2 separate regions of the Mus musculus genome follow, and region 1 is linked to region 2. Evidence: chromatin contacts called from ENCODE Hi-C data. All regions are on one chromosome and are shown on one strand. The core of a region is the stretch at or near the end of the contact, and the rest is flanking DNA. Distances in the headings are between cores, read along the strand shown. Region 1 holds the start of 4931406H21Rik (RIKEN cDNA 4931406H21 gene). Region 2 overlaps Gm31775 (a long non-coding RNA gene).

What was found. A loop is a pair of places that touch in the nucleus more often than their neighbours do.
Region 1: a loop to region 2 is called in a map of v-Abl transformed pro-B cells, with 3 times the contacts of the local background. The contact joins the promoter of 4931406H21Rik here to the enhancer-like site in region 2. A Hi-C loop is called at or near these places in 2 of 37 maps with a recorded cell type or tissue (T-helper 17 cell and v-Abl transformed pro-B cells).

What each region holds. Positions count from the first base shown.
Region 1 is chr14:25,582,558-25,588,371 of GRCm38, forward strand. It overlaps 4931406H21Rik (RIKEN cDNA 4931406H21 gene), which reads left to right and starts at 4,247. Exons shown (of 1, transcript NR_033492.1): 1 at 4,247-5,814. All of the region lies in intron 6 of Zmiz1 (zinc finger, MIZ-type containing 1), which reads left to right. Gm32497 (a long non-coding RNA gene) reads right to left here. Exons shown (of 4, transcript XR_003951081.1): 4 at 1-5,814. RefSeq lists an enhancer at 2,605-5,814.
Region 2 is chr14:24,768,442-24,773,630 of GRCm38, forward strand. Gm31775 (a long non-coding RNA gene) reads left to right here. Exons shown (of 3, transcript XR_874414.2): 3 at 4,089-4,268. Among named protein-coding and RNA genes, the nearest start is that of Gm31838, 10 kb to the right of the region's middle. Within about 2 kb of position 3,935, at least 2 of the 3 ENCODE cell types and tissues checked have a DNase peak (open chromatin) inside an H3K27ac peak, as active enhancers do.

The sequences.
Region 1 (5,814 bases), core at 2,997-5,496, 810 kb after region 2:
GAGTGGGTCAGGACGACTAACACTCTTGATTGCTTCGGACTAAGTGGACAGATGACTGTAATGTGTGTGTGTGGGGGGGGTGTGCACATGCATGCACATGGAGAGTACACGCTTGTTGAAGTGTCTGCAGGTTCAGGCCGTACTCAGTGCTGTGAAGGAAGGCTCGGAGCAGGGTCAAGGGAAGCTTCCCAAAGTTGAGCAAGAGTTGAATGTGTGACAATTCCTTCACAGGTGAAAGGAGCACGATGTGCAAAGGTCCTTGAGTGGGAAGAGGACAGGGCTTTGTGTCAGAATTAAAACAAGGACGGTAGTTCTGAAACCTAGAGGCAAGAGCACAGGGCCAGAGGGAGGCTGCTGAAGCCAACGGCAGCTGAATCATGTAGACCCTGTCTTAAAGGTTGTGTTCTCTGTCCTAAAGGTAATGGGAACATGGCTAAAATCCCAGGCTATGACATCCCATCTCTGCTAGCACAAAGAATAACTTTATAGGCCAGAGATCAGTGTGGACATAGGGGACAGTGTCATGTCTCTAAGGAGGCCACTGGGGCATGGCATAGTGGTAAGATGCTTGTCTAGTGTCTTTGCTGTTTTTTATTGCTGTGATAAACTTCCATGATCCAAAGCAACGTGGAGAGTAAAGGATTTATTTCCATCTACAGATAACCCTATTCCATCAGGAAGGAAAGTCAGGGCTGACTCAAGGCAGAAACCTGGAGGCAGGAACTGAAGCAAAGACCATGGAGTAATGCTGCTTATTGGCTTGCTTCTCGTGGCTTGCTCAGTTGGTTTATTTATGCAATCCAGGACCACCTGCCTGGGGTTGGCACCACCCACAGTGACCTGGGCCCTCCCACATCAATCATTAGTCAGGAAAATGTCCCGCAGACTTGCCAGAGGCCAATCTGATGGAGGCATAGTCTCAAGTGCAGTTCTGTCTTCTCAGATGACCCCACCTATGTCAAGCTGATAGAAAACTAACCAGGACACCTAGCATCTATGAGACCCTGGGTTCCATACGGATATAGATAGATGGGTAGATAGGTAGGTGGGTGGATGGATGGATGAATAGGTGGATGGATGGATGGATGGATGATGGATAGATGGGTAGATAGATAGGTAGATAATAGGCAAAGTCAAGAAAGATCATGTAGGCAAAGAGAGACAAGGCCAATGGGAGAATGGGCATTCTGGAAGCCAGAAGTAGTCCTTGGTACAGGGGGAAGCCTCATGCCCTGTGAAACCTGACCTCTGGGTCTTTTAAACCCCTCTCCCAATGGCTCATACAATAGTCTCTAAAGCACAGTAAACCTCAGCTTTGTGAGGCACAGAATATTATCTACATTTACGGATGAGGCCACTGAAGTTCAGAAAAGTCTTGGGGGTTGTCTGCGGTCACACAGCTAACAAACGATCCAGCTGGAACCGGGACTGCAGCCTCCTCTGAGGGCTTTGCCTGCTCCATCTCAGCTGACTCCTGTCTAGGATCCAAGCATCCTCTCGCTTGGCACGGCAGCAGGATGCTGCACTTTCCAAGAGCCATTTTCAGCATTCTGATTCTGACACTCAGGTTTGTTCTCCCTGTCTGCGTCACAGCTGGGCAAGGTCACAGTTCACAGCACCCCTTCCCGTGCTGGGCCTAAGGCAAAGTGTCGTCCGTTTGTTCCTTTGTCCATGTAACTCCTTTGTCAGCTGGTAAGCCAGCATGCCTGTGCCTTGGCAGAAGTGGAATGTCCCCTTGTTAGGAGGCAGACCTGTCAGACCCCTCAGACCCAACAGTCCTGACTCGCCAGCTTCCCTAGGTGTGTAAGGGCATCCCTGCTTGATAGGCTGCAGGCTCTCAGCTGGTTTCTTTCAAGGGATGAGGGGCTTGCTGGGCCCAAGGTTGATCTCTCAGCCACCTTGCCTGGCTCAGACCTGTGGTTGGAGGCTTGCAGCCCTGGTGCACAGATGCCTCTGGGAACTCAGAGGGCTGGCTCTCTCAATGTGGGCCAGGAAAGATGCCCAGGTGGTACTTGACATGGTGGACACCAGCACATGCCACTTTCCAGCCGTCGTTCTCCGTGTGTCTGTCTGCAACACATCTCCTGACCCCTCCTTTCCGCCCAAAATGCACATCACTCCCCCTTAGCTCTGTGGATAAGTGGGTCCATGACCAGATGTAACCTGCCCTTCTGGTGCACATGGCTTTCCTAAGTCTCCCAAGAGGCCTTGGTCCTGGCACTCTGTGCTCAGAGACTATGGCACCCCAGCTGCTCCCCCCCCCCCCCCCCGTCTGCCCCATTTGCCTAGGCTCCACTTTGTCTAGTTGCCTGTGCAGTGTTGCTGTCCTTCCTCCCTGAGGGCCTCTGCTGACTGTCCCTTCCTCATTATTCTTGGCCATATCTATCTTCCTTGACTTTCTGTGACTTTCCGAGTTTCCTTGCTCTCAGACTTTAACCCCACACTGGGTACATGTGGCTCTACATGTGTATGGCTGTGCATGCATGTGTGTCTTTATGTGAAGTATGTGCGTCTCGTGGCTGTGGATCGTGCCTGTGTGCATTGTGAGTGTCGAGTGCTATAAGTATCGTGCATGTGTGCATTGTGAGTGTGGAGTGCTATAAGTGTGTTCAAGGCCATCTCCCTGTGTATTCATGCCTGGTATTTCTGGCTGTGTGGGTATGTACATGGTCTGTGTGTGGCTGTATGTCATGCATGTGTACATTGTATTATGTGTGTATTTATGTACATATGTATGTAATGTGTATATGTATGTATATATGTGTGTTTGCATGATCATATATGTTCATGCCTGGTATGTCTGACTGTATGGGTATGTGTGTACAAGGTCTGCATCTCTGTGTGTGTGGCTGTATGTCATGCACATGCACATGTCTGTCTGTCTGTTTGCATACTCGTGTATGCTCATGCCTGGTATGTCTGACTGTTGAGTATGAACACATGTACCTGAGGAGTCCTGTGATGGTGGAGGGGTTTCAGTGCACAGAGACCTATAGGTGTTCACAGATGTGTGTGGGTTCTGGGGGTGGTGTATGACTGTTACGGAATGGCTGAGCAGTGTGTGCACGCGCAACTAGCTGCATCTATGGGCGCCTCTCCCACCCTTCTGCCTTCTGTCTCGCCTGTCAGGAGGCCAGGCTGGGGCCTGAGAAGGCCCTGCAATGAGATCATGTTGTGAGGGGAGATGCTTTGTCAAGAATGCTACCAAAGAGTTGGGCTGTGTGCGTGGTTGTGGCAGTGAGCAGGGTGGTGACGGTGAGCAGGCTCAGGCCTGGGGGCAGCACTGTATGGCACGAAAATGAGAGAGACAGAGACGGAATGCAGAGCTGAGCACAGCCCAGACACTACAGCAAGCCGCCCAGGCAGCCGCCTCCACGTGGGGCCCTCTGATGCCCAGCCCCCAACTCTTTGTTCTGCTGCAGCCTTTAGCCTCTGCGCGCACGGGAGCAGGAGCACGCATGCGCACATGCACTTGCATCCTCATCTTGAGGCTCCTGAGGGGCCGGCTGCACCCTCCCACACCCCCCACCCCTTCCTAGATAGAAGGTCACCTGCCCAGCCCCCAGCACCTGACACATCCCAGGCTCTCCTCCAAGGCTGTAGCAATGCCCATCAGCCCCCTCCACCACCGCATGCCAGCCCAGAGTAACTTGGCAGGCTGTACTGTAATGTCAGCCTCTTGGGCGCTCACTCAGTGGTTCAGCCTTCTGTTCAGCCTACATGGGAGCGAGAAACCAGGCAGTCGCCATGTCCGAGGGTCCCCAAGAGTTGCCTGCATGCCTCCGCTGGTGTCTATGCTTGAATAGATCTATGTAGCCTCAGCTGACCCTCTGAGCAGCCAGCACATGTTGAAATAGCAGAATAGAGAATGTCAGAGCCCAGAAGGTAAGCAGCCCAGGGACCAAAGGAAAGGAAGATGCGCCCCAAGCTATCCATAATGGGGCTGGGGCACAGGTGGGGGTGCCAGCTGCTTTTTTTTTTTTTTTTGTCTTCTTTTTTCTCCCTGGCATAGCCAATGCTTGGATGCTTGGGTGGTTTAAAGGGACTATTGGTAGAATAGGCACCCAGCTACTGTGGGAGGCATCAAGAATACCCAGGCCATCCTGACAGGCACCAGCAAGCTTTTGGAGAAGGGACCACAGGAGGCAGAGGAATGATTCAAGTGGGGACAGGCAGAGGGTGTTTGCCAATCTTAACACAGCCAGGCTGCCCAGAGCTGGCTGTGGACGTGGGACTGCTGTGTGGTTTTAGGACATGCCTGTTAGTTATGTGCACTTACTTGCTCTTCGTGGAGTAGCACCATCACGCAGATGTTCTGCATCCTTTGAATGGAAACCTTGGGTCTGCATCCCCAAGATGGGTAAAGTCTACTGGGTTCTCTGACCTCTGACCTCTGTTCTAAGCACACCTTCCAGTACAGCAGCCCAGGTCCCAGAACGGGAGTGGAAATAATGTCGCTTGCTGGCTTTAAGTCCCCAGATGCATGCCTGCTCTGTTTCCCTAATGAGTCATGTGCCTGTCAGATGTCAGCTGGTCTTAGTGGAGACACTGAGACATGCCTTGCCTCTCTCTGCCTGTGATCTGTGGAAGAGGCTCTTAAGAGATACTGGGTCTCACTCTAGAGCTCTCAGTTCAGGGATAGGGGCTGGAATGGGGCCTTCTACGGCACTAGTGTGGCAGCCCCGTAGTTAATTTGTCGTGGGGCTGGGATGGGACAAAGGCACCCAAAACCAGTCAGGTCATTTCAACTTCTACCAGCCAGGGCTCTTTACACCAGGGAAGGCCGGTCATATACCAGTGTCCCATTGCTGTGGAAACAAGATTTTTTTTTGCACTCACCGAGCTGCATGGTGACTCTGAGACACCTCCGTGGTGGACAGCACTTCTGGTCTCTCATAGTGTCGTGGCTGCTATCTCTACCTTCACCCTCCCCCATAGCCTTTCTCCACCCTCTCTGCCTCTGCCCACCCCAACAGAGCATTCAGCTGCCTTCCCTTCAGCATGGAGGACAAATAGCCCCATTCAGGGGCACCCGCCAGAGCTGTCTCTCTAAGACAAAGCTGTGTGCAGCTCCCCGTGAAAAACGGCTCTTGGCTGCCCAGCGAGCAGGCAGGATTGGTGGGTGCAGATTGCAGGGGATTTGTTAGTGGCTGCCAGTTCCCCCAGAGATAGCAGGAAGGCAAGGCCTTGTCCTTGAAACACCAGCCTGCCTGGCAGGCTGGGGCACCTTCTCAAGGCCAGGGACAGACTTCCTCCTGGACACCATCCCCACCCCCACCCCCATGTGAACTCTGCAGAGCTGGGCTGTGGGGGAGGGCTTGGCTTCCTTCCTTCTGCCGGGCCTTCGCCCCTCCCAGGCCAGATCCCATGGAAATGGCTCTGGATTTTACTGCCAGCCTGTGGGAACTGACTAACCATCAGATATGTGTTGTGGCCAAAACCTGTGTTCTCTGTGCCATGGGAGAGGTCACTGGGGCTCTGTTGTTAGCACACCCATTTACAGAGGAGGAAATCGAGGCTCTGAGAGGGACAGACAGACTCCAGCCCTATAGTTCTCAGTGCTAGTGACAGAATTTGCTTGAAAGCGAGTCCAGTTTGGGCCCCAGGAAGCTATCCCTCCTCCTGAGTGACCCAGGAAGACTGGGGCAATGACCCTGGTTCCCCCAACTCCCATCTCGCTGAGGGCTGTGCCATGGGCTCCTGTAACCTTGCTCTGCTCTTCAACAAAGAGGACCAGTGGGAGGAAACTTGTGGGCCCAGCATTCCCAGGCTAAGGAACTGGGGGGAGGGCAGTTGGATGATCCCCAGGGTATT
Region 2 (5,189 bases), core at 2,685-5,184:
AATATCAAATTCTTGGGGCTAAAAATATTTTTGAATTCAGACCCCTCCACCCAGCTTCTGGAGTGTTTGCATACATGTAATGAGACATCTTGGGGATTGGCATCAAATGTAAACATAAAAGTTGCTGTTTTGCATAGCCTCTATATGTAGCATTGGAGCAATTTCACTAAGTCTGTTAGTCTGCCTGTGTTTGTACTGAAGCCTGGCAAGAGAGGTCAGGTGTGTAACTTTCCACACATAGCCTTGTATCTCAGATTTTAGGATATGGGATCTGAGCTGGTACCCCATTTAGTTTACAGAGCTGTCAATCCAAATGAGCTCCGCCTCCAGCCTTCCTCCTGTGGCCTCCAGCCTTGCTCCTGGGGCCTCCAGCCTTGCTCCTGGGGCCTCCTTGCCTCCATTCCTGTTCTCCAAATGACTCCCATGAAGCAGTCAGGTGACACTTCAACCAACAATGCCATTAGATCACCCCAGAGAACAGAACCGAAGTATCCCATGGCTTCTGAGGTTCAATTAGGATTCCCAAATAGTGTCTGCAAAACCAGCAGAACATACCATTCCTTCACCACCACCCCCGCCCCCGCCCCCCAAACATACACATACACACATACAAAGGACTGGAAATCAATGCTGTGGCTCCTGACCTGCATAGTCTTAAAGAAAGAGAACAGGCTAGAATATCTCTCTCTCTCTCTCTCTCTCTCTCTCTCTCTCTCTCTCTCTCTCCCTCTCTCCCTCTCTCTCTCTCTCTCTCTCTCTCTCTCTCTCTCTCTCTCTGTAGGTGTGCTTGTGTGTGTTATGTATAGTCACACTTAATGTGGGAAGGGTGACTGTCTCATCAATCTTTTAAATTACTTACATGCAGGTAAAAAGAGTGTGTGCTTCATGGGAGACAATAAACACCGTTCTCATGAGGGTATCTCCGACAAAGTAGGAGTCCAGTGGTCTAGAAGTTCCTGCTCTGACTTTGTCTGACCTGTACCCTGAACACTCAGCCTCTGTCTATACTGGTCAGCTTGAGCCAGCCTTCAGAGAGGCTTTTGTCTGGGAAGGGCTTTCTCTTTCTCTTTTCCATCTCTGGCTAAGCATCACTTCAGCTGGAAGCCCTTCCTCCCCTCTCCCCTGTCCCTGACCCCCAGCACCAGGGCCATCCTCTTCAGCCTACTGCATTAGCACCAGGGCTATCCTCTTCAGCCTACTGCATTCTGTATATCCTGAGTGTTTCATATGCTTACCATGTCAACATCAGTGGCCTTCTCTACACTGTATGCTCCACAGAGGGTGTCACCCTGGGGGAGGACATCTGTTAGCCCAACAGGTGTCAGGACAGGTTCGTTTCCGCTTACTATTGCTCCTTAGGTCTACCTACCACCATGCCTAGAACACACATTGAGCAAACACGTGGGGAACATAAATTGTAAAGGGTAGATTACTGTGCTTTTTATAAATGAGAAAACTGAAGCTCAAGTGGGCCCTCAAGTGTGTGTCTGAGGCACCAGACAGGTGACCCATGGGAGCCTAGTTCTCTAGGAAGGTCTCTGGCTTTGTTTGCCCTTCTCAGTTTCCTGTTCATATCCCTTGAAGGTGTCTCTGGGACTCAGGCTGACGGATGCACCCTCCCCACCCCCTCCAGCTGTCTGAGCTGAGCCTGATGCACAGGGCTAGCTGGGAAGACACAACTCAGACAGTGACAGCGACAATATTAGGAGCGAAAGAGATCAATTAAGCCCATCGAGCTGATTTGTGAAGCTGATTAAATTAGGAGCCTCCCTGGGGGCGGCTTCCCTCTCAGGTTGACAGGCCAGCTGCTTGCTGCCGGGCTGGGGGTGCTCACCAGCCCCCCAGAGAGCACTGGGGCCACTTTACTCTGCTTGATGTATGGAGAGGGGATAAAGAGAAGCCACATTTAGACTGCTCAGGGAGCTTAGGACTTGGCCCTCCCCTTGAGCTTCACATGGGATCCCTTGGAGGACCTGGGGAAAGGAGGAAGGGGCCTAGCCTGGCTTACAATAAGATACTGGCCTTCTGAGAGGCATCGTAGCCTGTTTAGGGACCCCAGGTTTGGAGGTTCGGATGAGGGTGAAGTGGAAAGGGCGACTCAGGACTTTTGGCTTCTGCATTCCGTCCCCACTTGGGGCTTCCTGGTTGGTTTATTTCTCCAGTTTTTCCAGGCTCAAGGCTCTGGTTCTCCCTCCCCACCCCCACCCCCCACCCCCATTGACTGGATATAATCAGATTATCTCTCTAGTAACCTGACCCCTCTGCCTGGCCTCAGGTCTCCCTTTCAAGGACTGTCCCCAGGGCAGTTTGGCAAGAATATCCTTGTATTTCAGAATGTACCCCCCCTCCTGGCCCCTGGGTGGGGGGCTGGGAAGTGGGTTTGGACAAAGGTCCTGTGTGTGCATAGGGACAATGGATGGGGGAGGTTACAGAAATGAGGTCACAGGCTTCTCCAGAGCATGAAGACTGGGGAAGGGGGATGTTTTGAATGCAAGCTGAAGAAATTGACCATCGTCATCCTCCTACCCTTAGTGACAGCAGAAGTTGTGATACCCTGAAATATCGGGTAGCCATTGTGTGCTGTATTTCCAGATGGATGGCAGGTCCAGAGAGCCCTGGATGCCTGGAGAGGAGCACTCAAGGCATAGAATGATGGAGGGCTTCCTAGCAGAGGTGGCCTGAGGCTGGGAGACAAAGACTAAAGCCCATGAGGGGAACAGAGTATTTCAAGGAGCCTGAGGATCCCTTTAGTGAGTGGCCAGAGAGGAGGCTGGTGGGAGAGCATCTGGCCCACCCCAGAGCCTGGCTTCTCCTCAACCAACCTTCTTTCTCTGCACAAGTCATGCTAGAACACAATCAATTGAAAAAAATACCCACGTAAGCCAAAAGATGCTCAGGGCTGTGTGTCCCCAAGTGGTAGCAGCAGGATTTGCACCCAGGTCTTTGGGGGCTTTGGGAACCTCAGTTCTTTTCTGGGCTTACACCCAAACTTCAGCTGGGAGTGTGTGAAAGACCTTTGGAGACTCACAGGTCTCAAGAGGCAGGACAAGGTGAGGGTAAGAGTGTTGGAAAGTAAGATAGGCAGGAAGTCAGATGGGCAGATGGGCGGTGGGATTCACTCGGCCAACTGAATCTGCCTCCTTTCAGCTTACCTTCTTCCTCTCTAAACCAGGCATATGGAAGTATCCATATCCTGGAGCTATTGTGAGGATTAAATACAAATAGCTTACAATAGTGCCTGCTGCTGTGAATCTTAGCCATTGTGGTCCAGGATAGAGTCTGGAATGTAGTGGGCTCAGGTCTTGAGAGAGCACTCCACAGAAATAGCAAGACATATCATCCACGCCCTTCCCATGTTGGTGAATCTGCTCTTGAGTTGGCAGAACACTCCATGTTCTGCAGAAAGTGACTCATGCCCACCTCTGAATGGAAGAGTCCCTCAGCCTCCTCCTCCAACATACTCAGAAGCTGAGCTGCTTAGAGACTCTAAGGGAGCAAGTGAGCAGCAGGGTCCTACCAGGCTCCTGAGTGCTAGCTCAGGGTCTCTTGGCTCTGAAACAGGTACTTTCTTTCTTGCAGACAAACAAAAGCCTCATAGAGCAAGCAGTGTTTGGGCACTCTTATTTGCAATTGCTAATGAGAATCAGGGCTGTTCTCCCTCCAAAGCCTCAGTCTCTTTTTTAATGTTTCTAGAAACATGGGATGATCTTCCTGCCACGCTGATGAAATATTAGCCATTATTTCTCTGTTAGTTCCCACTGGGAGTCAGTTCCTGACAAGGGGCGCCCAGAGCTCCGGAAGCTGGAGAAAGCCTTGTGTGATTTGTGTGAACCTTGCTAACATCTCTGCTCTAAGCAGAGGGCTACACCCAACAGAAAATGGCTTCATCTTCTCTTTCCACACCTGGCTTGCTGCCCAGCTGAGCTTTCTCCACTCAGGGAAGTGAAACAAAGAGCCTCCACTGTGGTCTTAGCGCCTCACCCCTGCTGCACAGGTCACAGGTCTGAGGGTACTTTTTCCATGAGCAATGGCCACTTCTCTCCTGGAAGCCTACTTCTTAGCCTAATCTAAGGTTGTCATTTCCCTAGATTGTTCCATGGACATCTTAACTGGCCTCACCACTTCCACCCTCCGCTGTGGGCACAGAAGATATCTTTAGGATTCCTCTTTAAGGAGCATGTGTCCCTTTCCCTGTCTGTGGGTTCAAATCCAAGGTCAACTGATTCTGGAGCAAACATACTTGGAATAAACGTCAGATCTACTCTGGACATGGGTTGTCTTTTTTGTCCTCACTGTTTCTGGAAAAAACACAGTGTCGTAGCTCTTCCCACAGCACTGAGCACTGAGGCATCTGACTCTGTGTGCCAAGGAAGGTTTGACAGGCTATATGCGAACACTGCAGCACTTTAAACAGTTGCCTGAACTCTGCCAAGCTTTGTATCCAGTCGGGACCCAGAGAGGACCCAGAGCATCATGGATAACAAAAGAAAACAAGTACCACTTTGCAGTTTCTGTGAAACTGGGAATTAAATCTATGTTAGGCAAATGATCTACCACTGAGCTATATTCTCAGCTATTTTTAAGGTTCTTTGGTTTTTGTTCAGGGTCTCGTGTAGACTAGGGTCACTTCAAATTTACTATGGAAGAGAGGATGAGTCTGTAAACTTCTGATCCTCCTGCCTCTATTTCCTGAGAAATGGGATTACCAGAATACCACTACATCCAGTTTCATGTGGTACTGGAGACAGAACCTACGGATCCCTGTACGCTAGATATCATAGTTAAGGTTTCTCTTGCTGCAACAAAGCAACATGGCCAAAAGTCAAGTTGGAGAGAAAAGGATTGATTTGGCTGGCACTTCCACATTGCTGTGCATCACTGAAGGAACTGAAATGGCATGATCTGGAGGCAGAGGCTGATGCAGAGGCCATGAAGAAATGCTGCCTACTGGCTTGCTTCCCAAGGTTTGCCCAACCTGCTTTCTTATAAAACTCAGGGCTACCCCCCTCAATCGGTCACTAATTGAGAAAATGCCTTATAGCTGCATCTTATGGAGACATTTCCTCAACGGAGGCTCCTTCCTCTTTGATGGCTCTAACTTATGTCAAGTTGACACACAAAACCAGCCAGTACACTGGGCAAGCACTCATTCAAGTCACATCCCCAGCCCAAGATGTTCCTTTTGAAAT